3 separate regions of the Homo sapiens genome follow, and all the other regions are linked to region 2. Evidence: chromatin loops called from intact Hi-C (ENCODE). Cell type or tissue: endothelial cell of umbilical vein. All regions are shown on one strand. Links, peaks and the distances in the headings refer to the core of each region. The heading gives the core; the rest is flanking DNA.

Region 1 (4,474 bases), core at 1,198-3,697, 210 kb before region 2:
GTATGCTAAATGCCAGACTTAAACATGTCTCTGCATGTATCACTGCATTTGCTCTCTCTGACCTCCTTATGGCATTCATGCTGATAAATAAGGCTCCCAAGTCAATGAAAATGCCTGATCAGCTATGGAATTCGTAACATTATTCACTATGAATCAAAGTTCATTTGATCACCACTGGCATTCTGGATATTGACCTGAGTCCTCCTAAATTGTCCTCACTTATTTCAAAGTAAACCTCAGTTGACATTTTAAAATCTTGATTAACAGGAAATCAATTGACTCTGTTGAAGTAAGTGAAAGGCAAAATTTCTTTGTGCGTGAAAGTCCACTGGGACTTTAAAAACATGCATAAATGATGTGTGAGTCACCAATGCGAATGAGTTTATTATATATTACTGTGATTTTAACTTTAATGGCAAATTTATTGTTAGACAATTGTACTTATTTTAAAATCATTGTAGAATTTTAATACTGTGTACCTTTATTTTTATTTTAGCTTAGACCCCCAATTATGACTATTCTTTCTTAGATTAGGACAATATGCTAAGACAGGAAATCAGAAACTTTATGACTAGCAGCCTTATCTATTTTGCTCTATGATCTTCAAGAAAAACTAGGGATAGCATTTTAAAAGTTTAGAATAAATTGGCAAATTCCCAACATTTTTCATTCCCATTAAAAGTAGTAATTGGCCCATTTGGCAGGCCATGTAGGTTTCTTAAAAGTGAGGAGTGTGAATGGCCATTCAGCTTCTTATTTTTCCAGGCTTACTAGATAAGTGTGTGCTAAGGTGAGTATTTAGACTTTAATGTGTAATTGAAACCTCCCATGTGTCTCATTAAACAGCAGATTGTCATTTAGGTTTGGACTCAAGATTCTGTCTTTCTGTCATGCTCCAGCAGATACTGGTGCTGCTGATTTTTAAGCCATTGTGTTCATGATCTACACAGAATAAGAGTTTGGTAAAGGCTGCATTAATTGAATTCACGACAATTGATTCCATGAGAGCATCCATGGTCATTCTCTCATTTGTTAAACAAACGTGCTGAGTGTCTACTATGTTTTAGGTACTGTGTTGTGTACTAGGTGTCTGTTGTCAACAAAACAGATATACAACAACCTTTAAAGGCCATAATAGTGAGAATCAGTTGCGTGTCAGTCCTGTCTCTGCCTCAGAGACTTGTGAAGACAAATATTAAAGAAATAAAAACATAAGAAAATACAGGACTACAAATTCTTACATGTGCAATGGAGAGTGTAATTAAAGAGGCTCACAGGTCTATACTGGGGTGTGCAGAAGTTAAGTTTCAGCAGGCTTGAAAGGTGCCTAAATGTTAACCAGATGAACAGGGGAAGAAGTGTGCTTCAGGCAGATGGGATGTCTTAGGCAGGGATCCAAAAATATAAAATAATTTAGCCTCCTCCTGAAACGTAGAGATGGCAAGTGTAGCCTAAGTATGGTGAAAGAATAGAAGGAGCAAAGAAGTGAGGTTGGAGTTGAGTGACCACCTGATTTACTTTCAAACAATACTTTTGATGGTATAACCAAGGCGTGTGATGACACCCTAGTTTAGACAAGCAGACAGAGGCCAAATCATGCGGGAGCTTTTGGGTATAATGAAGTTGTTGTTTCCTCATACAGAAGGTACTAATTGTAGGAGTAACATAATCCCATTTATAATTTAATAGGTCACTCTGGAGGCTATAGATGTATGATGGTAAAATCAACCTTTTAGTTTTATTTCCAAGCACTTTTGGTTTGCTTCAGAAGAAGCAGTGTCAAAAGGACACTGAATATTAATATGAACAAAACTCAGTTCATATTTTTATTTACCTGTTTGATGTGGGTTCATGAGATTTATTTGCTGTATATGGCACATGTCTTACATAGTATTTCTATTTGTTTAATTTAAGGACTTAAACACTAAGTAAGAAATCCTAGTAGAGAATTTTAAGATTCCTGGAATAGCAAGCATGAAATACATTACAAGAAATTTTAATGCTGGGAATATATTAAGTTGGTGCAAACATAATTGTGGTTTTTGCCTTTTTTTTTTTGCCATTGAAAGTAATGGCAAAAACTGCAATTACATTTTTGCCAACCTAATAAATATGATGAACAAGCTATGATAAAAGACTTGGGCGAACATAGGTGAGTATGCTAGATGCCTGGGGTGCAGAAATAGACGTTCGCAGAAGTGACAGTCTTCTCATCTGTGACCACTGAAAAATTCAAATACCTCACACACATGATCTGGAGAGACCTGTGGGATACTTTAAAGTAACTAATTAGGCTTGCATTTTAGAACTGTTTCAAAGCACTTCTTTTGGCACGACTAAATGCCATCAACTTTTTGCGTCTTCTCTTCAAGAAGTGACTTCTCCCTTCCTTCCAATCCTTTCTAAATAGAACTAAATGCTGACAATTGACGATGCTCTCCTATTAGAGTGATTCTTATACTTTCGTCACCTCCCTAACTTTGATGTGTCACACTCTCCCAGCCAAATCAGTTTCTGGAGTGATTTGGTTGCTTAGGGAACACAGTCACTCTTTCAGGACACTTAAGGACTGCTCATGTCCCCCAAGAACTTGGTGTGTGTATATGGGTGTGGGAGTGAGGGGGTTCAAAGAACCCATAGATTCCATTATTCCCCCTCCCCCAAACCCTCGCTCACACCCTCTGATGCTAGTTGACTCATTCATTCTCTATGACCCATCATCTCCTTTGGAACCTGTCCATGTTTTCCCCGCCTTCCCATTTCCTCTGCCTGGAGCTCTAACTCTAAGACAGAGAAATGCTTTCCTAAAGAGATGAGTGATATCACATCCTTTTCTAAACTGTTTTTTTTATCCCTAGCCCATGCTACACCCAGCAAGCTTAATTCCCTTTGTGCAAGTGATCTCCTCAACATTTGTCCCTGAATCAAATGTTTTAAATGCATGATGGCAACTTGCTACTGAAAACAGTTCTCTGAAAAAATGCTTTAAAATATAGAAAACAAAGTAAGGAGTTATTTCTGTCTGCCCACTGTCACGTATAAATAAAGAATTTTTATCTATGCTGTCAGCCAAAATGGATGCAACTGTATGAGACAAGTTCATTTGGCTATTTCAAGTCGTACATGCCCCTCTTTTGAGGGACAATAACTAGGGGCAGATGGAGCCATTGGACACAAAAAAGTCATTTTCTGATATTATCTACTTCTATGAGGCAACATGTCTTTTAAAAATAAGAAAACTATAACTTTTTATATTTGTTGCCAAAAAACACAATGGAAAACAGCTAAATACAATAAAGAAAAAAAATCACCCTTAATATAATCACCCAATCATGAGCAAGGCTACTTTTGGGGATCACTCATTTCACATTTTCCAAAATGAGTTTCCATGTTCTCATACTGGGACAGGGCTAGAGATGAGGGTAGGGAAAACAGAAAGACAATCATAGCCAATGCATCAAAGTGTTCCCAAGTGGGTGTATTAGATGAACATCATTTCCTTGTCCATGCAGGATATCACAACAGCCTCTGTAAAGAGAAAGAAAAGAAGGTGGTAAGGGGGAGTGAAAGCAGAGGAAGGCATATGAACAAAACTCCTCTATCCCTACATCTTCTAGACACTTCCTGAAATGAGAAAAATCAAAGCATAAAATTTCATAGAGCTTACTATATTAAGTAATTCACCAAGTCTCTTCTGGGACACATGAACCTGGTTCTCCTTGTGGATGTGAGATGCCCATAGGTTGTTAACCTGGATATAGAAAGGATTTTAGTCCATTCTATTCAGTTACAAGAGTGTGGCCAGACATATTTGTAATTCTGCCTTCTTCACAGTTCAAATAACATCATCTGGTTATTAGTACCACCATATGCACACTCTAAAACAGTAGTCCTCAACCTTTTTGGCACCAGGGACCAGTCTCATGGAAGACAATTTTTTCCACAGACCAGGGGGTGGGGGGATGGTTTCAGGATGATTCAAGTGCATTACATTTATTGTATACTTTATTTCTATTATTATTGCATTATAATATGTAATGAAATAATTCATTATATATTATATTCATTATATATTATATAATGAATTATAATGTAGAATGAGTGAGAACCCTGAGTTTGTTTTCCTGCAGCTAGATGGGTCCATCTCGGGGTGATGGGAGACAGTGACAGATCATCAGGCATTAGATTCTCATAAGGAGAACACAACCTAGATCCCTCATATGTGCAGTTCCCAAAAGGGTTTGCACTCCTATGGGAATCTAACGCCTCTGTCGATCTGACAGGTGGCAGAGCTCAGGTGGTAATGCAAGCAATGGGGAGTGCCTGTAAATACAGGTGAAGTTTCTTTCACTTGCCAGCCATTCACCTCCTGCTGTGTAGCCCAATTCATGGCAGGCCATGGACCCAACTGGTATTGCTCCCTGGCTTGAAGGTTGAAGCCCCTGCTCTAAATGACTCCTAAGGCAGTATAACA
Region 2 (4,474 bases), core at 876-3,375:
TACTACGAAGCAAACAAGCTAATATATGCAAGATGATTAGAAATGTTAGTCATTACTATTCTGTTTATCTTTATTCAGCCAGATGATGTTTTCTATTTTTAATATATTTTCCTATTTCATGGAGAAAAAAGTTCACTGTTGTTTCTGTCCCAAAACCCTCAATCCCAAATCATGACTGCATTACCTTCTCTAAACTTTATTGGTAGAAGTTAGCTGCTTGTCAAAGTTTCAAACAAACAAGCTTAGGAAGGAAGAGAAAAATATAAGTGGAAGAATTAAAGTAACATAACAAGGACCTGCATTTATTAATATTGTATTATAAGCTCACAGTATACAGGGATTGTGTCATCCATATATTTATTATTCACAGCATGTACAGCATTGTCTTGTGTATGATTAGTGTGTAAAAAATCTGAGTGAAAACAGGATGACTGAATAAAGGAGATAATAAATGAATGACAGTTGCCAAATGCCCTTAAAGCCTTGTAAAATGTTTGTTCAAAGAAGAGTTAGAAATATAGTAAACAAGACTTGGCAATTATCCATAAATTGAATTTGTTCAGGTTTTCCTTTCTTCCAGAAGTTATCATACTAATCAGAAACTGTTACATTCATATATCAGAGTCATCAAAATAAAGTCATCGAAGAAAGGAAGATAGAATAGATAGAGAAACTTTTCTGGTAAATTCTATGACAAATTATGATTGGAGTCTTATAAGTAGTCTTATATTTTTAAAATTCTAAACTTCAGAACTTTTGAAATATAACAATCATTTTATTGAAAAATAAAAGAAAGGCTAACAGTGTGCTTTAGATAAAGTTTTTCACATAATCATGCTTATCCACTGACAGTTTCATCTTCATACTTGTGCAATATAGAAGGAAACAGAGATACTTGGAAGTGCTCAGCCCGGGGAATAAGCTACAGGATGAAATGGCCCACGCTAGGAACCATCTACTTTACCCAGTGATACACAATGGAAAATAAACCTGTCTTAAAAAAAAAAAATGGGAACATAACAGGTGTTTGGTTGATTCTAGAATAAAATGCAAATTTTGAACAACTAAGATTAAACTTTAGAAATTCAAGGTCTTTCCTACTTTCAATTTCTACCTAGGTTCCCAAAACTTCTCTCCTACAGAACCCCCAACCCCCAGCTCCCTACACAGACATTTGCACTTCTCTCTAAACACTGCTCAAAAGCAGCATTTCTCAAACTTTCTCTGATCAGGATTCACTGAGCCGAAAGGAAAACAAAAGAAAATATGGTCTACTTCACTGATTCTAGCATTGAAGAAAGCTTTGTGATGGGAACAATTAGGGAGGAATAATTATAATAGCAGCATTTCAGCAATTACGCAGGAACAAAGCCATCAGGAAAAGTGTAACCTAGGAATAATTCTATACATAAATTAAATAATGCAAAAATAGGAGCAACTGAAAACCATAGCTAGCTTAAAACAATCCTAAAATTATAACAAGGTTAGAGAATCTTCTCTGAAAATTCGGGCAATCCCAACAATCTAAGTGTGCGTTAAAAGTTCTTGCTAAGCATTGCTTGACAGTGGGATTTCTTAGCAGAATATTAAATTAGGACCCTCAAATTTTAGAAGGGTAATATTTTAATTTGTGAATATCAAATTTTTAAATTATTAATAATGCACTTGGAAGATTACTCACAGCTAGGTAATATTTATTTGAATATAAATATAAGCATATATTGAATTCCCAAACTTTTTCCACTCCTAAAAAACTGAGAAACAGACTTTCTGAACTGCTCTTGGGCTTCAGACTATGCTGAGATGAAAACACAGCTGTAGTTCAGGGGCTTCGTCACAGATAATATGCATTTTGGTGTCACCTACTGGCATGATGTGACATGACATGACAGAAGTTTATGAGCCAAAGCATTTAAAATAGTAATGGTGCATTGTTCTGTGTCAAACACTGCGTCAGGCACAAAAGGTACAGTAGTAAGCAAAATAAACTACTACTTCCACTATCAGGGGAGGCAAATATTAATAAAATAATCACAAAAGTAGAGGCAAGATGGAACGGTCCTAATCTTGGGGATCAGAGAGTGCTGAGGCTGAAGGCAGGGTCTAAGTTCTCTAGGCAAACAGAGGAAATAGGGAGATGAAGGGGAGAAGACTGCGTAGGGGACTGGACAGGAGGGAGCCTGGCATGTTTGAAGAAGTGAGGGAAGCCATGGTGGCTGGAACCCAGAAAACTGAAGGGAAAGGAGGGTAGGAGTGGTGAAACATGAAGCTGAAGAGATAATAATAGTAGTTGTAGTAATAAGATGCTCTTTCATGGATAATTCTCTATCATGGCTTCACAGAGAGCTCCAACCTGTTAATGTTCAATTTAATTGTATTGAACAGCTACAAAGGACCACATTCTATAGCTGCAATGTTCTCATCTTCAAGGTCATTGGAAAATGTTGTTATCAAAATTAAGGGTGTAGCTCAATAAACTGACAAACTCAAGATTCAAAATTGTTTTTAACAACCAGGAGTTGGGGGTTAAAACAAACAAGTTGAAAGTTAAAAAAAAATAAAGTCCTTCATGTAAGGTGAAAACAAAAATATGCAAAATATGGTAGCAACCTGGCTTATAAAAAAGATATGGAAATTTTAGTTGGCCTCAGGTTCAATATATGTTAAAAGTGTGAAAAGACACGGAATATTAACTTATGATTTTTTTAAGTACCTTTTCTGGATCAAGGGAGGTAAGAGTCAAGAGGAGTCTTTGCAGTTCTCTGTGCTACATTTTAAGGATTTTGACCAACTAGAAAAAAATGACCTGTGTAATGAAGAGTTTAAATGCATGCCAAATGAGAGTCTTAGCTTGAGGGTAAAGGGCCTATGGAAGACTTGATAAGTTTTTCAAATACTGGAAAACTTGTGATGTGAAAAGAGTGAATTCCTCCAGTGTAAAGAACAGAACAAAGGCAAGTGGAGAGACACTACCAAGGGTGGAACTTACAATGAAAGCTTCTGGAAAACAATAAGCTTATACAAATATATACTGTTTTAATAATGGTGAGGCACCAGTGGTTGTTATTTCTGAGGCCAGCATCCTATGCAGTGTAAAAGCCCAAAGATGAATGGAGAAACACGGCTCCTATTTTCTGTTCTACCTGACGGCACAAGGTGCCAATGATGCATTACTCATCAATGACCCCTGGCTTCAAAACGAAATAGACAATAACGCAGAAAAAACAGAAGACAACCTAATTGTATAAACTGAAGACAGTAGAAGATAAGCACTCAAAGACAGAGAATAGAATGACAAAGGAAAAAAGAAATGTTTTCTTTTATTTTCTCATTTTACTCTCTCCTCTGCTTTTTTAACCTACATTCTTGTTTTTATTTTTCAACTATCATCTTCTGCTTCTTAAAGAATGGTGACAGTCTTGCTTAGTGAGTTCCAGGACTCGTGGGATTTTAAAGAGATAACTTGAGAACCACAATAACCACAAAGTTTATGTAGCAATAAACATCCTAACATACTGCACAAAGTGAGAACAAAATGAAGTCAAAGTACAGTTTAAATATACTGATGGAAAATTAATTTACAATGAGTCACTAAAGGGAACTGGGGACACATCCTGTCAAGATGACCTCATTGAATCCACACTTCTCTCTCCTATACAAAGGCCCTTGGTTCTTTCCTAACCACAACAAAATTATAGTATAATATTTTAAAATAGGTGAATGCCTGGTGGGCCAGACCTAATTTTGAGCTTCCAGTATTTCCTCTTCTCTTCTTTTCTTAGAAACTACCTTAGAAAAAAGTATTTCTAAGCAAGCAAAGCCTGCATTTGTCAGTGTGAGCTAAAGTTACCTGTTCTGTTGAACGAAAGGATTGTAGCCTAGGTTTGCTAATTTAGACACAGTTGAATATAATGAGCAGATAAAGACGAGGAGCTGCAATTGGTGGTAAGAAGGAACAGGATTGTTGTGTCATAGGCATAAATGTATCTTAGCTATTTTTAAAATATAGAAATAATTATTGGTTCCTGAGAAGAAGCCGATGGTTAGTTGGTCAGTGGATTACTTCCTGTTGAACATTAGATGATATACCAAATGCTGGGTTAAGTCCAAAACAGTTTTACCTCAGATCAGTCTGACGGCTTTGAGGAAAGGAGGAGGCAGTCACATCTTATGATTTTTGCGAGGAAATATCATTTCTGATATTACCTTGAGTTTGGAAGATGAAAGAAGACTATGTGAAATATTAAGCTTTCCAAATTATAGATTCTTTGGCCATGTGAAAAAACAAGCATCATTCTTCATGGCCTCACCCTGTATTAGCTGTGACTTGCATAAAATGGCTAAGCTTCTCTACACAGTCCTGATGACTTGTTGAGGTTGTTCTCCAAAGAGAAAATAAAGTGACTGTTTCACAGGCAGAAGATCTGGTCCAATGCAATTTAACTTGTAGAGTATGGAGGAGCATACATTCTAA
Region 3 (4,474 bases), core at 904-3,403, 120 kb before region 2:
ATGTGAAGTTACTTTTAATCATCTAGTTAATTTAACCCAGTATATCTGAAATGTTATCATTTAACATGTAATCAATATAAACTTCTTAATAAGATAGTTTACATTTTTTTCATACTGGATCTTCAAAATCTATTCTATTGTTTTCCCATGCTGAGAAAAATGACTGCCTGCAGTCTCTAAGCTTATTCTTGCCCTAACAATTCTCTTCAGCTTTGGATCTCTGTGGGGTTGCTCTAGGTTCCACAAGTCACACAAGCAGCATCTTCACTCAGAAGCCAAGCAGCATGAAAATTTGATCCACTGGATGATCAAATTCATTCTGGGCCCAATGTTACATTTTATTAACACACTAAATGTTGTCATGATATGCTTCCTGACAGGAGTTTTTAAAGTGTTAGAAGAACTATTAACCAAAACCTCTGCTCCACCCCAGCTTTACCTGAAGATTAAGTATGGTTAGTCAAAACCTGACAGAAACAACCATCATCATATCCAAACCAAGTGAAAAATTTTATTTCAGTAAAAAGTGGTGGGTTTTATCTTATTCATAACTGTCTTAGTCCATTCAGGGTGCTATAGCAAAATACCATAAACTGGGTTATTTATAAATTACAGAAATGTATTTCTGCAGTTCTCAAGGCTGAGAAGTCCAAGATTAAGATGCTAGCAAATTTGGTGTCTGGTGAGATCACCAAATTCTGGGTTCATAGATGATGCTCTTTATTCTGTCCTCGCATGATGTAAGAGGTGAGGAATCTATCTTGGGCCTCTTTTATAAGGACACTAATTCCATTCATGAGGACTCTGCCATTTATAACCTAATCACCTCCCAAAAGCACCACCTCCTAATACCATCACTTTGGGGGTTGGGATTTCAACATATGAATTTTGGGGGTACAAAAATATCCCGACTATAGCCTTCTACCCCTGGAACCCCAAAGTTCATTTTATTTTCACGTGTGAGAGAGATTTATTTTATCCCAATAGCCCCGACAGTTTTAAGTGACACCAGCATCAACTCAAAAATTTAAAGTCTCATATAAATATCATCTAAATCTGATATGGGTAATATTCAAGATAGAATTCATCCTAAGGCAAATAGCTCCCCAGCTCTGAACCTGTGAATTCAAACATGTTATGTGCTTCCAAAATACAACTGTGGGACAGGGCATAGGACAGAAATTCCCATCCAAAAGGGAGAGACATGAAAAAAAGAAAGAAAGAAATGACATCTCCCAGGCAGGTCTAAAATCCAACAGCACATGCAACATTAAATCTTGAGGCTTCAGAATAATCTTCTTTGATCCAATACTCTACCCTCTATACTCATTGGGACAGAGGTCTCACGTTCTGGACCCACTGAGTGGAAGTTCTGTTCCTGCAGCTTTTCTGTGCAAGGTTGGGCCCCCATGGGTTTGGGAGGCTCTTCCCCACAGCTGTGAGACATGCCTCAGCTTTCATGGATTGGAGTTATATGCCTGCAGCTCTCTCAAGCTGGAATTACATACTGGTGGATCTGCTTGTCTGGGGTCATGAAGGCAACCCCACTCCAACGACTCAGCTTTTCACTGAATGAGATGGTACTTTGGGGAAGATATGAGATAATTCATTGCATCAGGACCTGAGATGGTGTGTAGGAAGACTTCTCCAGGGATGCTGACCAAGGTCCATTTCCTCTTTTCCCTACCAATCCTGAAAGAATAACACTCTTTATGCTTGTCATTACATTGTTAGTCATGACACACAGAGAGTAGTTACAATGAGCCATGGGAAATGACGCATTCACTTCTTTGATGGAGGCACTTCTGCCTTTCTAGTCCCACTTCCTGCAGTGTCCAACTCTTACTGCATGTAGTGATAGAACTAAATGACCTCTATTTTATCAGAAATGCCACACCTTTCTAGCTATATGCACCTTTGCATGCAGTTCCCTACACCTTTATTTTTTCTCATTTGAATAATTTTCTTTCATAATTCTAGACAAATTTTAGTTGCCCTCTGTACTAGGTAGCTTTCCCTCTGTTAAATGACCCTGCTAAGTTAACTAATATAAATGCCTTTTGTTATAGTTGCCATAGTAACTTTAAATTTACTGTGTGCTCATCTGCCTTTAGATTGTAAGTTTCTAAAGAGCACAGATCATATTTTTATTTGCTTTTGTACTCCAGAAATTAAAATAGTGCCTAACACATAGTTTATGCTCAATACATACTTTTTGATCTGAACTAAACCACTAGTCCTGATATGTAACTTGTCTCTCAGCTTTAGAATTCCACCTTAAATTGCAACTTCTGAGAAGCAGAAAGGACATTGTCTGGTAGATGGCTCAGGGCCAACCAAAATATTTAACTCTGTGGTAATTATAATGCTGAAAACACAGCACATAATTTCCATAGGTTTTTTTTTTTTACTTTATTCATCCGCTTGAAAAATGCATATTGAAGAACATAGGGGAAAACTTCAATGGCATTGGTCTGGGCAAAGTTTTTTGGATATGATCTCAAAAGCACAGGCAACAAAAGCAAAATAGACAAATGGGATTATATCAAACTAAAAACTTCTGCACAGAACACACATACATACACACACACAAACACATATATACACACACACACCCACTTCAGAGTGAAGAGACCACTTATAGAATGGAAGAAAATATTTGTAAACCACACATCTAGTAAGGGGTTAATATTCTTTCAGTGACACAATGGGCTGACTATTGTTAACAATAATTTATTGTATATTTCAAAATAAATAAGAGTGGAATTGGAATGTTCGTAACACAAAGAAATGTTAAATGCTTGATGTGATGAATATCCCAGTTACCCCGATTTGATCATTATGTATTGTATGTTTGGGTCAGAATTTCACATGTACCTCCAAAACATGTACAACTATTATGTGACCATAATAATTAAAAATAAAGCAACTTGATAGCAAGAAAAAAAAATCCCATTTAAACATGGGCATAAGACCTGAATAGACATTTCTCCAAAGAAGATATACAGATGCCCAACAGGTATATGGAAAAATGCTCAACATCACTAATCACCAGGGAAACATAAATTAAAGTCACAATGGGATATCACCTCATACCCGTAGGAATGGCTCTTGTCAAAAAGAGAAAGACAAATGTTGGTGGGGATAAAAAGAAAAGGGAACTGTCGCGTACTGTTGGTGGGAATGTAAATTAGTACAGCCATTTTGAAAAACAGTATGGGGTTTTCTTTAAAAACTCAAAATAGAGGGGTCGCTTCCAAGATGGCCAAATAGGAAGAGCTCTGGTCTGCAGCTCCCAGCAAGATCATCGCAGAAGATGGGTGATTTCTGCATTTCCAACTGAAGTACCTGGTTCATCTCATTGGGACTGGCTGGACAGTGGGTGCAGCCCACAAAGAGTGAGCTGAAGCAGGGTGGGGCATCATCTCACCCAGGAAGTGCAAGGGATCAGGGGATTTCCCTTTCCTATCCAAGAGAAGCCATGACAGACTGTACCTGGAGAAATGGTACACTCCTGACCAAATACTGCACTTTCCCACAGTCTTAGCAACAAGCAGACCAGGAGATACCCTCCTGTGCCTGACTCGGCAGGTCCCATGCCCATGAAGCCTTGCTCACTGCTAGCACAGCAGTCTGAAATCAACCTGCGAGGCTGCAGCTTGACAGGGGGAGGGGCATCCGCCATTGCTGACGCTTCAGTAGCTCACAGTGTAAACAAAGAGGCCAGGAAGCACAAACTTGGCAGAGCTCACCACAACTCAGTAAGGCTTACTGCCTCTATAGAGGCACTTGTAGGGGCAGGGCATAGTAGAAAAAAGGACAGCAGACAGCTTCTACAGACTTAAATGTCCCTGTCTGACAGCTCTGAAGAGAGCAGTGGTTCTCTCAGCATGGCATTTGAGCTCCAAAAACAGACAGACTGCCTCCTCAAGCAGGTCCCTGAACCCCGTGTAGCCTGACTGGGAATCACCTCTCCAATAGGAGTCAACAGACACCTCAAACAGGCAGGTGTCCCTCTGGGACAAAACTTCCAGACGAAGGATCAGGCAGCAATATTTGCTGTTCTGCAGCCTCTGCTGGTGATACCCAGGCAAACAGGGTCTGGAGTGGACCTCCAGCAAACTTCAACAGACCTGCAGCTGAGGGGTCTGACTGTTAGAAGGAAAACTAACAAACAGAAAGGAATAGAATCGATATCAATAAAAAGGACATCCACACCAAAACCCCATCTCTAGGTCACCAACATCAAAGACCAAAGGTAGATAAAACCACAAAGATGAGGAGAAACCAGAGCAGAAAAGCTGAAAATTCCAAAAAACAGAGCACTTCTTCTCCTCCAAGGGATCACAGCTCCTCACCAGCAAGGGAACAAAACTGGACGGAGAATGAGTTTGACAAGGTGACAGAAGTAGGCTTCAGAAGGTCAGTAATAACAAACTTCTCTGAGCTAAAGAAGCATGTTCTAAACCAACAT

Evidence for each region. A loop is a pair of places that touch in the nucleus more often than their neighbours do. Peaks named below come from ENCODE experiments on the same cell type or tissue, not always from the same donor. Only the 100,000 strongest peaks of a DNase experiment are listed, where the experiment ranks them.
Region 1: it touches region 2 in a loop (2.7-fold over the local background); 1 of 110 quality-filtered maps calls a loop at or near these places.
Region 3: it touches region 2 in a loop (10-fold over the local background); 1 of 110 quality-filtered maps calls a loop at or near these places.

The regions. Positions count from the first base shown.
Region 1 is chr4:74,415,768-74,420,241 of GRCh38, forward strand. No RefSeq gene overlaps it. Among named protein-coding and RNA genes, the nearest start is that of AREG, 27 kb to the right of the region's middle. In endothelial cell of umbilical vein, for the core only: no CTCF peak of the experiment used is centred there; a DNase peak (open chromatin) is centred at 2,754; H3K27ac peaks cover 1,210 bases.
Region 2 is chr4:74,621,375-74,625,848 of GRCh38, forward strand. No RefSeq gene overlaps it. Among named protein-coding and RNA genes, the nearest start is that of BTC, 170 kb to the right of the region's middle. RefSeq lists a silencer at 1,741-2,035. In endothelial cell of umbilical vein, for the core only: a CTCF peak has its summit at 1,872 (motif pointing left); a DNase peak (open chromatin) is centred at 1,867; H3K27ac peaks cover 1,867 bases.
Region 3 is chr4:74,502,077-74,506,550 of GRCh38, forward strand. No RefSeq gene overlaps it. Among named protein-coding and RNA genes, the nearest start is that of AREG, 59 kb to the left of the region's middle. RefSeq lists an enhancer at 1,085-2,284. In endothelial cell of umbilical vein, for the core only: no CTCF peak of the experiment used is centred there; DNase peaks (open chromatin) are centred at 1,755 and 2,335; H3K27ac peaks cover 2,001 bases.